2 separate regions of the Homo sapiens genome follow, and region 2 is linked to region 1. Evidence: chromatin contacts called from ENCODE Hi-C or POLR2A ChIA-PET data. All regions are on one chromosome and are shown on one strand. The core of a region is the stretch at or near the end of the contact, and the rest is flanking DNA. Distances in the headings are between cores, read along the strand shown. Region 1 holds the start of SCTR-AS1 (SCTR antisense RNA 1). Region 2 overlaps SCTR (secretin receptor).

Region 1 (6,710 bases), core at 2,802-5,301:
TGAATTGTAGCTCTCAGAATTCCCATGTGTCATGGGAGGGACCTGGTGGAAGGTAATAGAATTGTGGGGGCAGGTTTCTCCCATGCTGTTCTCGTGATAGTGAATAAGTCTCATGAGATCTGGTGGTTTCATAAACGGGAGTTTCCCTGCATGTGTCCTCCTGCCCACCGCCATGTAAGAAGTCCCTTTGCTCTTTCTTCGTCTTCCACCATGATTGTGAGACCTCTCAGCTATGTGAAACTGTGAGTCCGTTAAACCTCTTTCCTTCATAATTACCCAGTCTCAGGTATGTCTTTATCAGCAGCATGAAAACAGACTAATACAGTACCATACCTATAAGGCAGAATGATAACATGAATTTACAAATAGATGCAAAGCTGACTGAATACACAGGGAGGGAAGTGAAATTAATTGTATTTCAACTGGACAATAATTATTGTGCCTATGGACGAGAATCATTTGCATTGCTACCAATCATCTAGAACTTACAGAGTTGCAGTGTAGCTCGAAGACAATAAAAGACCTGACACCCCATTGAATCAGATAATCCAGAAGGCTGTGCTTAGACAATGCCTAGTTTTGCATTGAAAACACCTAGTAATTTTTTTTATTCATCTTAAAATCTTTCAGTTTTCAGAAGTGGGCCACGCATCTGGCTCTGAGCTTCCTAGCAGCCAAATCAAAGAGGAAACCAGCTTCAAATGTAGTGTCTATGTATACTAGTCGTTCACAATAAGTTCAGCTTCTCACTGCATTGAGACCTGGTTCTCCTTCCAGAGGGGCCTCATCAAGGGAACTCAAGTGATGTAGAAAGCAACATCCTCAATAATATTCTTGCAGCAAATACAGTGGTGACACTTGTGGAGCTGTGTCCATAGGCCAGGGCAGTGGCTCTGAGTGTGGTCCCAGGACAAACAGCATCAGCATCACTTGGGAACTTGTTAGAAATGCAGATACTCAGGCCCCACCCCAGACTTACTGAGCAATCTGTGTTTTAATAATCCCTCTGGGTGACTCTGATGCAAGCTGAAGTTTGAGAATCATGGGACAAGAGTTCTCAACCCTGCAGTCAAACGTTAGAATTACCTGTAAGGCTTTCAAAGGACATGATGCCTGGGCCCACCCAAACCAATTCATGCAGGATCCCTGTGTGCCACGCCGGCTAGGTCTATTTCTAAAGCTCCCCAGGTAGTCGTACCATGAAGCTAGAAGGGAGACCCATTGCTGCTTAGTTGTTTAATGCAAACTGATTGGCCAACAGATGTGCCATCTGCTCCAGAGAAATCCAGACCTTTACTTGCAAAGCTTATAGGAGAGGGCGCCTTCCTTCTTTCCTTCTTCCCTTCCTCCCTCCCTTTCTTACTTCCTTCTATCTTCAACACTGAGCACTACCGTGTACATGGCAGAGTCCAAGGGTGCATTAGACAGGATAGGTTCCTGATCCTGAGGAGTCAGCACCTAATGAGAGCTTTGAAAGTAGTCTAGTGGGAATTCCAGGCAGGCAAGGGTGTCGGTGATGTGGACAGGATGGTAGGGCAGCCCTCGGTCCATCCCCCATCCTTGTCTGATGCTGCTTTTCTTGGCAGGTTGTGAGGGGATGTGGGACAACATAAGCTGCTGGCCCTCTTCTGTGCCGGGCCGGATGGTGGAGGTGGAATGCCCGAGATTCCTCCGGATGCTCACCAGCAGAAATGGTAACCACTCGGCCCATGGGGCCTGGCGGACAGGCTGAGGGGTGTCCCTCTGGGTGGGGCCTCAGCTTAGAGGCAGGAGGCCAAGGAACCTTCTCTGAGGACAAGTATGGGTACAATGATGGGGGAGATCACTGCAAAGGATTAGAAGCCTTGCTTGGGAATGTGGGGTGGACTCAAATTCTGAGGGTGTCAAGCAAGGGGGCAGGAGGCAGTGCACTGGGGAAGGCGATAAGGGAGGCTGGGCCTGCTTCTGTCTTCCCCAGGCCCTTCAGCTAGGAGCTCTCTTCCTTCCTTCCATGTTTCTGCCCCCTTAGCAACCAGGGGCCTTGTTCCAGTCCCCATGTCTGGAACCCCTCCTGGTAGTGGCAGGCTCCCTAATGGCCTGGCCTTCCAAAATACTTCCTTCCACTGTCAGGCCCTGCTGAGAAATTGGCTCCCTGGGAGCCCCTGGCCTCCTGGGGCGAGGGGTTGTCTTACCAGAAGACAGCTGCGGATTTAAGAATTTTCCTAGTTGACTCACATTGATTAGAAGTCGACCATGCACTGGACATTTTTATATGTACATACGGGCTCATTTATTCATCATAAACCCCCTGCAGATCACAGGACTTTTCCCTTGATCCAGTAAAGAGTAATAATAACAGGGACTGAGAAAAGCTGTGCAGCTGCCCCTCTTTCCTGGTCCATGCAGGACAGCAAAGCTGCCAGATGAAGCCTGAACAAGAATAGGTGATTTAACACTAAAACCCACCAGCCTTTCAAAGTCAGGCAAGGCAAAGATGACCACGGTTCAGAGACTGTGGGAAGGGAGTGGAGATTCTTCTCACCATAATTCTGCTGTACATACGCACATGTGTGCACACACACACATATTTGGGGAACATGCTGCTCCCTCGAAGCCTCACTCAACACCCTACACTATGGGAACTGGGGGAAATGAGGTAGACAGGCTTGAAACCCGCTCCTCCAATTCCTGGCTTGGTAATGCTAGCTGCTGTAACAGACAATGCCCCACATCTCAAAGCCTTCATGCAAATTTGTCCACAGAAAGTCCAAAACAGGCTGGGTGCGGTGGCTCACACCTGTAATCCCAGTACTTTGGGAGGCCGAGGTGGGCGGATCTCCTGAGGTCGGGAGTTCGAGACCAGCCTGGCCAACATGGTGAAACCCCATCTCTTCTAAAAGTACAAAAATTAGCTAGGCGTGGTGGTGCACACCTGTAATCCCAGCTACTCAGGAGGCCGAGGCACGAGAATCACTTGAACCTGGGAGGCTGAGGTTGCAGTTAGCTGAGCTCGTGCCACTGCACCCCAGCCTGGGCGACAGAGTGAGACTCTGTCACAAACAAACAAACAAACAAACAAACAAACAAAAAACGTCCAGAACAGGAAACAGGTATTCCTGATTAGCAGGCAGCTCTCCTCTACACGGTGACCCCAGCACCCCACACCTCACAACCGTGGCATCACATAGTTTCCAGGCTGACTGGCGGAGAGGAAAGAACTCGGAGGACCACACAGCAGAGGTTCATAAGGGGCGGGCCTGGGAAGGATCCCACTCTGCCCACATTCCCTCGGCTAGAACTCAGTCACATGGCAACATCTAACTGCAAGGGACCTGGGGAAATGTCTTTTAGCTGGGTGCCAGTCAGCCCCGGGATCCAAGTTGCTCACTGCTGGGGAGCCTCAATTTTCTTGACTGTAAAATGGGGAAAATAAATAAGACCTGCCCTGTAAGGCTGTGCTTGGAAATAAATTTTGTCCCTTCTCCCCTACTCCTCTCCCTTCTTTTCCTTTTTCTCCTTCCCACCTTCCCTCCCCTACCCCTGCCACACACACCCCCGCAAGCTTACCAACTTTACCTGCCAGCGTGGCCCCTCCATGCTTGCCTCTGGGGTCCTGGGAGCTCAGGACACAGGAGATTAGTCCAGATGTGGCGGACCTAGAGCCCCAGGCTGGTCAGGTGCAAGGTCACGCCCAGACTCCACTTTCTGACTCCTGTGCAGTGCTCCTCCACAGCTGACCGGGTTTTTCTCCTGATGGAAAGGACTCGAAGCTCTTCTCCTTTGCAGCCGTCCCTTTTCAGCCTTCCCAGAGCCACAGCACCTCCGCCTCCCGCAGCACTGTCCCTTCTGCCCTGCAGAGGGGATAGGCGGAGCTGGTGCTCACGGCCACAAAGTGACCAGGTGCCAGTCCTGTCACATCCTTTCTCAATTAATTGCTTGAACCCCTCCCTGCCTCATTACGTAAAGGCTCAGTGTCTCCCTCTTGAGGCTCCCCTACCCTTGGATTGCTCATGGTCCGCGGCAGGAAGCTGGACCATGTCCACACAACGTGAGGATGGAAGCTGGGGTCCTGTGCCGACTCTGCTGCAGTTTCTTCTCGCCGCCACATGGTGTCGCTGTGGGCCTGCAGGGCCACACCAAAGGCCTGCCTATTGGGCTCTGGGCTCCCTCCAGGGTGGTGGGGGCCACGTTGTTCATACCCAGCCTGGGGGTGGGTGGCCCAAGAGCACAGGTCAACAGCTGTCTGGCCTCAATTTATCATCAAGAACTCCCACCCACCCCTCCTTCATCCCCATAGATCTACTTCTGGGTCTGATTAGACTCCTGCCCCTTCATCTCCCGGCAGGAAGGCAGGCTTCCCTAGGTGGTGCCCCCAACCCTAACCCCAGGGGGAGCGCCCAGTGAGGACAAGGTGCTCTGGAAAATAAATTAATTCTCCTTGAGGGCACCTACTACATGGGTCCTGACAGGAGGGGTGGGGTCCATGTGACTGGAGAAACCGCAGGCCGATTCTGCCCCCAGATGTTTCTGTTCATGCCAGGCCTAGAATGCTCCCTCTAGGGTGTATTCCTTTGATTCTGAAAAGGACGCTGGTCTTCCAGAGTTCCTTATTAAAAAACACAATTCCCCAGCGGCATCCCCTTGGCCCTCTTTCTCTTCCTACTTAGTGAGGATCTGGCCTTAAAGCGGTCATGCTTCCCAACCTGATTAGGGTCCCGGAGCCTTCTGAAAATCAGATGAAAGCTTTGGACTAGTCTTTCCCCGAACTGCATAAATATATATCTATATATCTATATATTTATATATATGCACATAATATATATATTTATTTTATATTTATAATATAATACAAATATAAATATAAATATCTATTTATATTATATATATAATATAAATATCTACATCTATATATATATATATATGCACAAACATCCTTTCAGGGGTCCCCTGAGGTGCACACTGGCCTGTGCCTGGTTAAGTTTCCCTTACCTATTAGGAATTCAGCCCTGGGGAAGTGGGGAGGCAGCTGCTTTGCAGCTCTACAGAGTGGAAGGCAGGGGGCCCTGCCTTGTTAGCAGCTCTGGGCACCTGGCCTGGGTCACATGCAGCATCTGTCTTGGGAGTCCTGCTGTGTCAGTGAGGAGAGGGCCCCAAACGGGCAGGCCTGCTGCCCTGGGCGAGCCCACAGGGAGCCCAGCCTCTAGGCACGCGCTGTCTTATAACCTTCGATTCTGGCCTTGGGGGAATTTGTGTTCCCTTAACTTGCTTTCCCATCCACCCAGCCTAAATTTGACCACCGTTGTTTCCCATCTGACAACCTAACTCTCTTGATTCAGTTCCAGAAACCTCCCCACCCCTCGCCTAAATTCCAAGATTCCAAGCCCCTCCCACTTCTGCCTATTTTAGAAAGGCCAAAAAGAGAGGGGAGTGATGCCTCGGTGCCCGCTCTGTGCCTGGCACCAGCCTAGGCATTTTCCGTGTGCTCTCATGTTCCCTGCTCACTCTTGCAGTGTGGGTGATTATTTTGTGGCACAGAGAAATGATGCACCGAAGGTCACACAGTGACCAAGAGGCTGCACTGGGTTTCAGACTCAGATCTGGCTGCTTCTAAACCTGCGCTCCAGGCCTCCTGAGCCTCCACAGGGCAGGCATGCCCAGATCTCAGAGGACACGGTCTCCTGGTCCTAGACGCTGCCCCTGAGACTTCAGGAAGAGGGCCCGGTGGGTGGGTAGAACAGTGATAGCATACGCTGTGGCTGGGCATGATAGCTCAATTCTGGGCCTTGGTGTTCTGTCCTGTAAAATGGGCAGCAGCACCTCCTTCAGTGGGGCACTGTGAGGATTAGACCCTAAACCCTGTTAGCCAGGGGCCCAGCCCCTGGAGACTGTGTAAAGAAGCATGCCACGCTCAGCTGGGGCTGTTAAGGCTCCAGTGAGAGCAAAGGGGTGGCAGGGCTCCTACCCACAGGACTCGGCCATCAGCATCCTGCCCCCTGCAACACTTACACCGGCCTGAGCTGGGGAGCCAGATCCCAGCCCTCCTTGGCAGCTCAGAGTACAGAATTCAGCGAGGCCATTCAGCCCGAGGAGGGAAACTCCTCACGGTGGCCTTCCAAGACTTCCCTCCTGGCTAGTGGCTCCCTTCCGCAGGCTGGGCTCCTGCTGTAAAAGCTCCAGTGGGGAAGTGCTCTCCTCTTCCCTATGAGAAGAGTTCAGGGCAGGCTCTTTATCCCCATTCAATTTGCCTTTCTGTCCAGCCAGCCAGCCCGCGTTTGATAAGCAGAGGCTCTGGGCCAGGCACTGGGGAGGCGGGGAAGCCACTGCCCATGTGGTGAGAGGGCCCAGCATGCGTCCTCGTGCCAGGGGTGGGGGGCAGTGAGCAGCTGAGCCGGAGGACTGTGGTGGTCTCACGATCTATTATGCAGAGAAATGCAGAGGGGTGGCCTACAGGTCGTGGCCGAAGGACCCTCCACCCTTCCGTGAGGGGCGCTGCCTGGAGGGGTTCATCTCAATGGCACTCTGGTGGTTTTCAAATGGCTGAGTGAGCAGGGCATGAAGTTCCATTTAAAACAGAACTTCCATGGAGCAGGATGAGTAAAAATGGGAGCCTGAGAAAAAGTCATGATGGGAGTGGCCAGGTACTGGGCAGCCACCACAGATTCTCCGGGGTACCCACCTGTTAAACGGTGGCAGGGCCTGGGATCAGGAGCAGCACCCGGCTGGGGTGAGAA
Region 2 (6,560 bases), core at 1,428-3,927, 41 kb before region 1:
CTGGGCTCAAGTGATCCTCCTGCCTTAGACTCCCAAAGTGTTGGGATTATGGGTATGAGCCACCATGCCCAGCCTGGGAGCTGATTATTGATGACTTTTCAGAGAGGGTCACTGGGGATTTTTTTTGTGTACCTGGAAAAACACTTTCTAGTTTTCTGAAGAAGTATTTGTGGATTTCTTTTGAGATTTTTATTATCCCTGAAGTTAATAAGTGAAGGATGATGAAGGCTCCTTTAATTGACTCTTATTTTCTACCAGACACTCTGCTGAGTCCCTCCTAACACTAACACTCACTTCAACAGTTATTAGCCCCATGGTGCAGATGAGGAAACTGACACTTGGATAGATGTGAAGCCATTTGCTTAAGGCCACCCAGCTGGACATGGTGACATGAGACCTTAAACCTGGAACTTCTTTTTTGTTTTTTTTTCTTTTTTTTTTCTTTGTTTTTCTTTTCTTTTTTTCTTTTTTTTTTTTTTTTTGAGACAGAGTCTCATCTCACTCTGTCACCTAGGCTGGAGTGCAGTGGCGAGATCTTGGCTCACTGCAACCTCCGTCTCCCAGGTTCAAGCGATTCTCCTGCCTCAGCCTCCTGAGTAGCTGGGACTACAGGCATGCACCACAATGTCTGGCTAATTTTTGTATTTTTTAGTAGAGATGGGGTTTCACCACATTGGCCAGGCTTGTCTTGAACTCCTGACCTCGTGATCCACCCACCTTGGCCTCCCAAAGTGCTGGGATTACAGGCGTGAGCCACCGCAGAGCTTCTTAACCAGCACATGCATCTGCTCCAAAAGAGAGGCCTGTTCCGGGTTTCTGGTGCCCAAGGAGCTGTCATAAAATTATCTCCCAAACTTCAAAATAGCATTAATTTTCATTTAAACTAATCAATTTGTGAAACATAAAAAAATACTGAGTTACACACAGCATTTATTGAGGGGCCCAGAAATGAGCATGGGGTCACAAAATCCAACAGGAGGAGATACCAGTTCCCAAACAGTTTAGGGGAGTCCACTTAGGCGGAGCGCGGTGGCCCATGCCTGTAATCCCAGAACTTTGGGAGGCCGAGGCGGGTGGATCACCTGAGATCGGGAGTTTGAGACCAGTCTGAGACCAGTCCGACCAACATGGAGAAACCCTGTCTTTACTAAAAGTACAAAAAAATTAGCTGGGCGTGGTGGCCTGTAATCTCAGCTACTCGGGAAGCTGAGGCAGGAGAATCGCTTGAACTTGGGAGGCGGAGGTTGCAGTCAGCTGAGATCATGCCATTGTACTCCAGTCTGGGCAGCAAGAGCAAAACTCCGTCTCAAAAAAAAAGGGGGAGTCCACCTGCTTTGGCATCGTCACCCTTTGGAGTTCCCGCAGAACTTCCCAACCTCACCCTGTCCTCATGATCCCCACCCAGGTTGGGAAGTCCCCAGATTTCCTACCATGACAAGGGAGGACATAGCCTCTCTTCCTGGCACCCCCTTGCTGAAAGCCTAGATTTAATATCTGGGATTCGAGCTCCACCACCAGAACAGCCTCTTGCAGTGAGCCCCAGCTTGGTCTCTGCATCCCTGCTCTTAGCAAGCTGTAGGTTCTCACCACTGACCTTCACTCAGGCTTCGGGACAACCTGCAGCTCAAGGTAAAACCACAATACTCAGATGCTATCTACTTGCTTACATTACAAACAGAAGGCTGCTCAGCATTCCTATGGACTCCTGGGGCCCACCCAGCCTCTACATTGTGCGTCTGTTCCAAGGATGGCATTTGGGGAGGGTCATCCCTGGTTCATCACGTCCCGCAGTCTTAGCCCATTGTGCTGCAGGCTCCTGAGGTTCCCAGAGTCATCTCCAGATCCTGCCATGCCCCACCCCACTTCCCTCACCTGAGGCTCTTAGGCGTGCTCCTGATGGCCACGTGTCTTTCAAATTTCTCACCTCCCGCCTCCCTCTCATGTTCAACAGATGGGCTCACCTTCCATTTCCCAAGAGTTGAGACTACCTGGATGAACTTCTAACCAACATCTTGCCCTTACAGATGTGTCTAAATTGTACCCTCTGTTCCTTTCCTTCCCGTCTGTCTTAGTCAGCTGTGTTATCATAACAAAATACCACAGACTTGGGGACTTAAACAAAAGAAATTAATCTCGCGGTTCTGGAGGTTGGAAGTGTGAGATCAAGATCCCCAAGGGTTTGGTCTCTGGTGGGGACCCTCTTCCTGGCTTGCACATGGCCACTTTGTCCTCATGTGGCATTTCCAGTGAGTGTGTGGATGCAGGGGAGGGGAGGGAAACACCTTTCTGGTATTTCTTCTTGTAAGGACACTAATCCTATAGGATCAGGGCCCTATTACTACAATGCTGTTTAACCTTAATTACCTCCTTATGGGCCCTACCTCCAAATACAGCCACCCTGGGGGTAGGGCTTCAACATATGAATTTAGTGGAGACACATTCAGTCCATAACAGCATCCAAGTGGAAGAGAGGCTGTTCCCCAGACAACAGCCTGTCCCTACTCCTACCCCTACCGACTTCCTTCCCAGGACAACACAATGACAGCCATCTCACCCAACCTTCACCCTCTTCCTCTCCGCTGACTTTTCTCATCAGCTGGTTAACTTCCCCAAGTCTATCCAGCCCAGGCAGTAAATAGCCCTCTGCTCTCTGCCCCCTGGTGGCCAGCTTCCTGTAAGACGCGTCCACCTTCATTGCCTCCACTTCACTCACTCTCACACTGCAACCTGGCTCCCACGCTCCACCCACAGAAACCAGCCTCACCAGTGCCCTTCGATTTGCCACATTCACTGGATTCTTTTTTATAATCTTTTTTAAAAAATAAAAATTGTAGACTAAGCACGGTGGCTCACTCCTGTAATCCCAGCACTTGGGGAGGCTGAGGCAGGTGGATGGCTTGAGCCTGGGAGTTCAAGACCAGCCTGGGCAACATAGGAGACCTTGTCTCTACAAAAAATTTTAAAAATTAGCTGGGTGTGGTGGTGTGTGCCTGTAGTCCCAGCTACCCAGGAGGTTGAGGCGGGAGGAATGCTTGAACCAGGGAAGTAGAGGCTGCAGTGAGCCATGATTGTGCCACTGCACTCCAGCCTGGGTGAAAGAGTGAGACTCCGTCTCAAAAAAAAAAAAGCACTTAAAGTGTACAACATGATATTTTGAAATACACAGTGAAGTGATTACTATAGTCAAGCAAATTAACATATGTTTCTTCACAAAGTTACCATTTGTGTGCATGTGTGTGTGTGTGTGGTAAGAGCACCTGAAATCTACTCTTATGGCAAAATTCCAGTGTACGATACAGTGTTATTATTATTGTTATTACTTTTGAGACAGAATTTCGCTCTTTTTGCCCAGCCCAGAGTGCAATGGTGCGATCTCAGCTCACTGCAACCTCTGCCTCCCGGGTTCAAGAGGTTCAAGTGATCCTCCCGCCTCAGCCTCCCGAGTAGCTGGGATTAGAGGCATGCGCCACCATGCCTGGCTAATTGTGTATTTTTAGTGGGGACGCGGTTCCACCATGTTGGCCAGGCTGGTCTTGAACTTCCGACCTCAGGTGATCAGCCCACCTCAGCCTCCCCAAGTGCTGGGATTATAGGCGTGAACCACCACACCCGGCCCGATACAGTATTATTAACTATAGTCTTCATGCTGTACATTAGATCTCTAGACTTATTCATCCTGGTGTAACTGCAACTTCATACCCTTTGACCTATATCTCTCCATTCCCACCCCCTCCCAGGCCCTGGCAACCACCATTCAACTCCCTGCTGCTTTGTATTCAACTTTGTAATATTCCACATATAAGTAAGATCATGCAGTATTTTTCTTTCTGTGACCAGCTTATTTCACTTAGCACCATGTCTTTCAAGTTTATTCATGTTGTCACTAATGATAGGATCTCCTTTTTTAAAGCTGACTGGCATTCCATTGTATATATGCAGCATGTTTCTTCATCCATTCATCTGTTGAGAGACACGTAAGTTGCTCCCACATCTTGGCAATGGTGAATAGTGCTTCAGTGAGCATGGGGGCACAGGTACCTCTACGAGGTGCTGATTTCATTTCCTTTGGGTTTATGACCAGAAGTGTGATTCCTGAATCATATGTTAGTTCTATTTTGAATTTTTTTGAGGAAGCTCCATGCTGTCTTTCATAATGGCTAAGCCAGTTTACATTTCTTCCAATAGTATGTAAGAGTCTCCTTTTCTCCACATCATTGTTAGCACTTGTTCTCACCCCACATTAGCCCCCCTAACAGGTGTGAGATGATGGCTCATTGCGGCTTTGATTTGCATTTCCTTCATGATTGGTGATGTTGAGCAGCTTTTCATTTACCTGTTGGCCATTTGTATGCACTAGATACTTTCCAGTCCGGATCCTACCAAGGGTCATCCATGCAGTTTTTGAGAGAGAAGAGATACTATGAATAGTTACACTGAGACACTAGGAAATACCCAACACATCTTAGAGGCATGCAGTGCTGGGCACCTCCTTCCTTTCCATCTTGCCAGCAACATGGCTCAGGCCAACGTGGTTCTGAGTCTGACCGCCTCAGAATCAGGGAAGATGATGGTGGAACTCAGTCAGAAGCTAGAGTCCTGGGAACCATGGGGGGACCACTTGTGCAAGTTCTAAAATCCAAGGCTGTAGAACCTGGGATTCTGATGTTCAAGGACAGGAGAAGGGTGTCCCAGTTCCAGGAAAGAGAGAGAAAGAGAGAGAGTAAGTTAGTGAATTTACCTTTCTCTGCCTTTTTTGTTGTATTCAGTGCCCAGCCGATTGGATGGTGCCTGCCCACGTTGAAGCAGATCTTCCTCACTCAGTCTACCAACTCCTGAGCCAATCTCCTCCAGAAACACCCAGAAATAGTGTTTTACCAACTATGCAGTTAGCCCTTAATCCAGTCAAGTTGACACTGAAAAGTAATTATTTCAAAGACAATCCTCACGTCTTGCTTAAATGGTAGAGCCATCTCCTAGGGGTTCTTTACTACTACTCTGACCCCATCCTCCTTCCTTCTCATAATGGCAGACTTGGCAATGCCACTCCCATTTAAAATTCCTCACAGCACTTACATTGGGCCCTCTGGCCATTGACTTCTCTGGCCCCTGTTGGAGACCATGAGCTTCAAGGACAGAATCTATGTCCCATTCACCTTCATGTCACCAGTGATGGGCAGACTGCTAAGCATATAGTAGGTGCCCAATAAATGTTTGCTAAAATTTTGAGTTTTGAATAGGTTATATAATGATGAGTTTCCTGTTTTTATTTCTCATTGTATAAATTAGACTATTACTTTCCTTTCCCCCCTTGAAGCGATATCTTTCCAGTCTCTGGTTGTTAGGCAAGTAATTATAAAGTGTGAGAAGAGAGATGATGTTGAGTCTCTTTACCTTATTCAGATTTTTTTTTTCTTTTGAGACAGAGTCTAGCTCTGTTGCCAGGCTGGAGTGCAGTGGCATGATGTTGGCTCACTGCAACCTCTGCCTCCCGGGTTCAAGAGATTCTCCTGCCTCAGCTTCCTGAGTGGCTGGGATTACAGGCATGCGCCACCACGCTTGGCTGATTTTTTTGTATTTTTAGTAGAGACGGGGTTTCTCCATGTTGGTCAGGCTGGTCTCAAACTCCCGACCTCAGGTGATCCACCTGCCTTGGCCTCCCAAAGTGCTAGGATTGCAGCCGTGAGCCACTGCACCCAGCCTTTATTCAGAATTTAAAAGATTTTTATTATATCTCCTCCCAGATTTTGCCATCTTGACTTAAGAGTCCAAAATTAAACTCCAAAATAGCTAACAGAACCCACTTGACATATTTTCTCTCTTATTTGTGTCTTCTTTGTTATTCTTTCTCTCTGCAGACTGGATTTTTCTGTTGCTTTCTACAGGATAGTATATGGATGCTCCATAGCCTCCAAGTTTGCATGCTTTGGAAATGGGAGAGATTGGCTTTCTCCCCATGCCAACACCAAATATCCAAGGAAGGCAGATTGTCTCACACCTGGTTAGGTTTTCTCCTTTGGTCTAATCAGTGGGATAGGATCACACAGCATAAACCACCCAGCCTAGACATGAAAGGGTTCTTCCCAGGGGGCAGTTGTTGGTTCAGGGGCTAAGCAGACACCTCAAAACATGTCTACCATCTGGAAAAATAACCCAAAGAAAGAGATGGTGGAAGTTCATCATAGAATTGTCAAGCAAGAGGTGAACTTATACACCACAGTGGGACCAACCACGACTATGTGTTGAGTGAGACAAAGGGTGATACACCCTGCAGAGACACTGTTAGACATGCAGTGACTCACACAGTTTACAACTTAAGCACTTCTTCTTTAAAAAATTACCATAGTTTTATGTAGCAAAACCAAAACTCAATGTAAAATTATGGGATACTAAAAAGTGGAATTTACCCAGAAAAGCAATGGATGGGCACCAGTTCCATGGTTCTGCAAAAGACCCTAGAAAAGATTCAGTTCAGAAAATCAAAGGGCTCCTTGAAGAACACCCCAGAGAAGACAGTAGGCAATGTTACAGAAAGCCGTTCTCTTCAGAACCTTGAAGTACAG

Evidence for each region. A loop is a pair of places that touch in the nucleus more often than their neighbours do. ChIA-PET counts read pairs that join two places held with the same protein, here RNA polymerase II (POLR2A). Pooled maps may share reads with other maps.
Region 2: a pooled map shows a loop between it and region 1 (2.1-fold over the local background). The contact joins the enhancer-like site here to the promoter of SCTR-AS1 in region 1. A Hi-C loop is called at or near these places in 1 of 168 maps with a recorded cell type or tissue (transverse colon) and 1 of 50 pooled maps. POLR2A ChIA-PET finds 5 or more read pairs at or near these places in 3 of 52 experiments (Panc1, WTC11 and activated CD4-positive, alpha-beta T cell).

Annotation. Positions count from the first base shown.
Region 1 is chr2:119,473,795-119,480,504 of GRCh38, reverse strand. SCTR-AS1 (SCTR antisense RNA 1) reads right to left here and starts at 4,051. Exons shown (of 2, transcript NR_147847.1): 1 at 3,547-4,051. SCTR (secretin receptor) reads left to right here. Exons shown (of 13, transcript NM_002980.3): 3 at 1,587-1,694. RefSeq lists enhancers at 5,184-5,734, 6,285-6,710.
Region 2 is chr2:119,513,733-119,520,292 of GRCh38, reverse strand. All of the region lies in intron 1 of SCTR (secretin receptor), which reads left to right. Among named protein-coding and RNA genes, the nearest start is that of SCTR, 7.5 kb to the left of the region's middle. Within about 2 kb of position 2,677, at least 2 of the 41 ENCODE cell types and tissues checked have a DNase peak (open chromatin) inside an H3K27ac peak, as active enhancers do.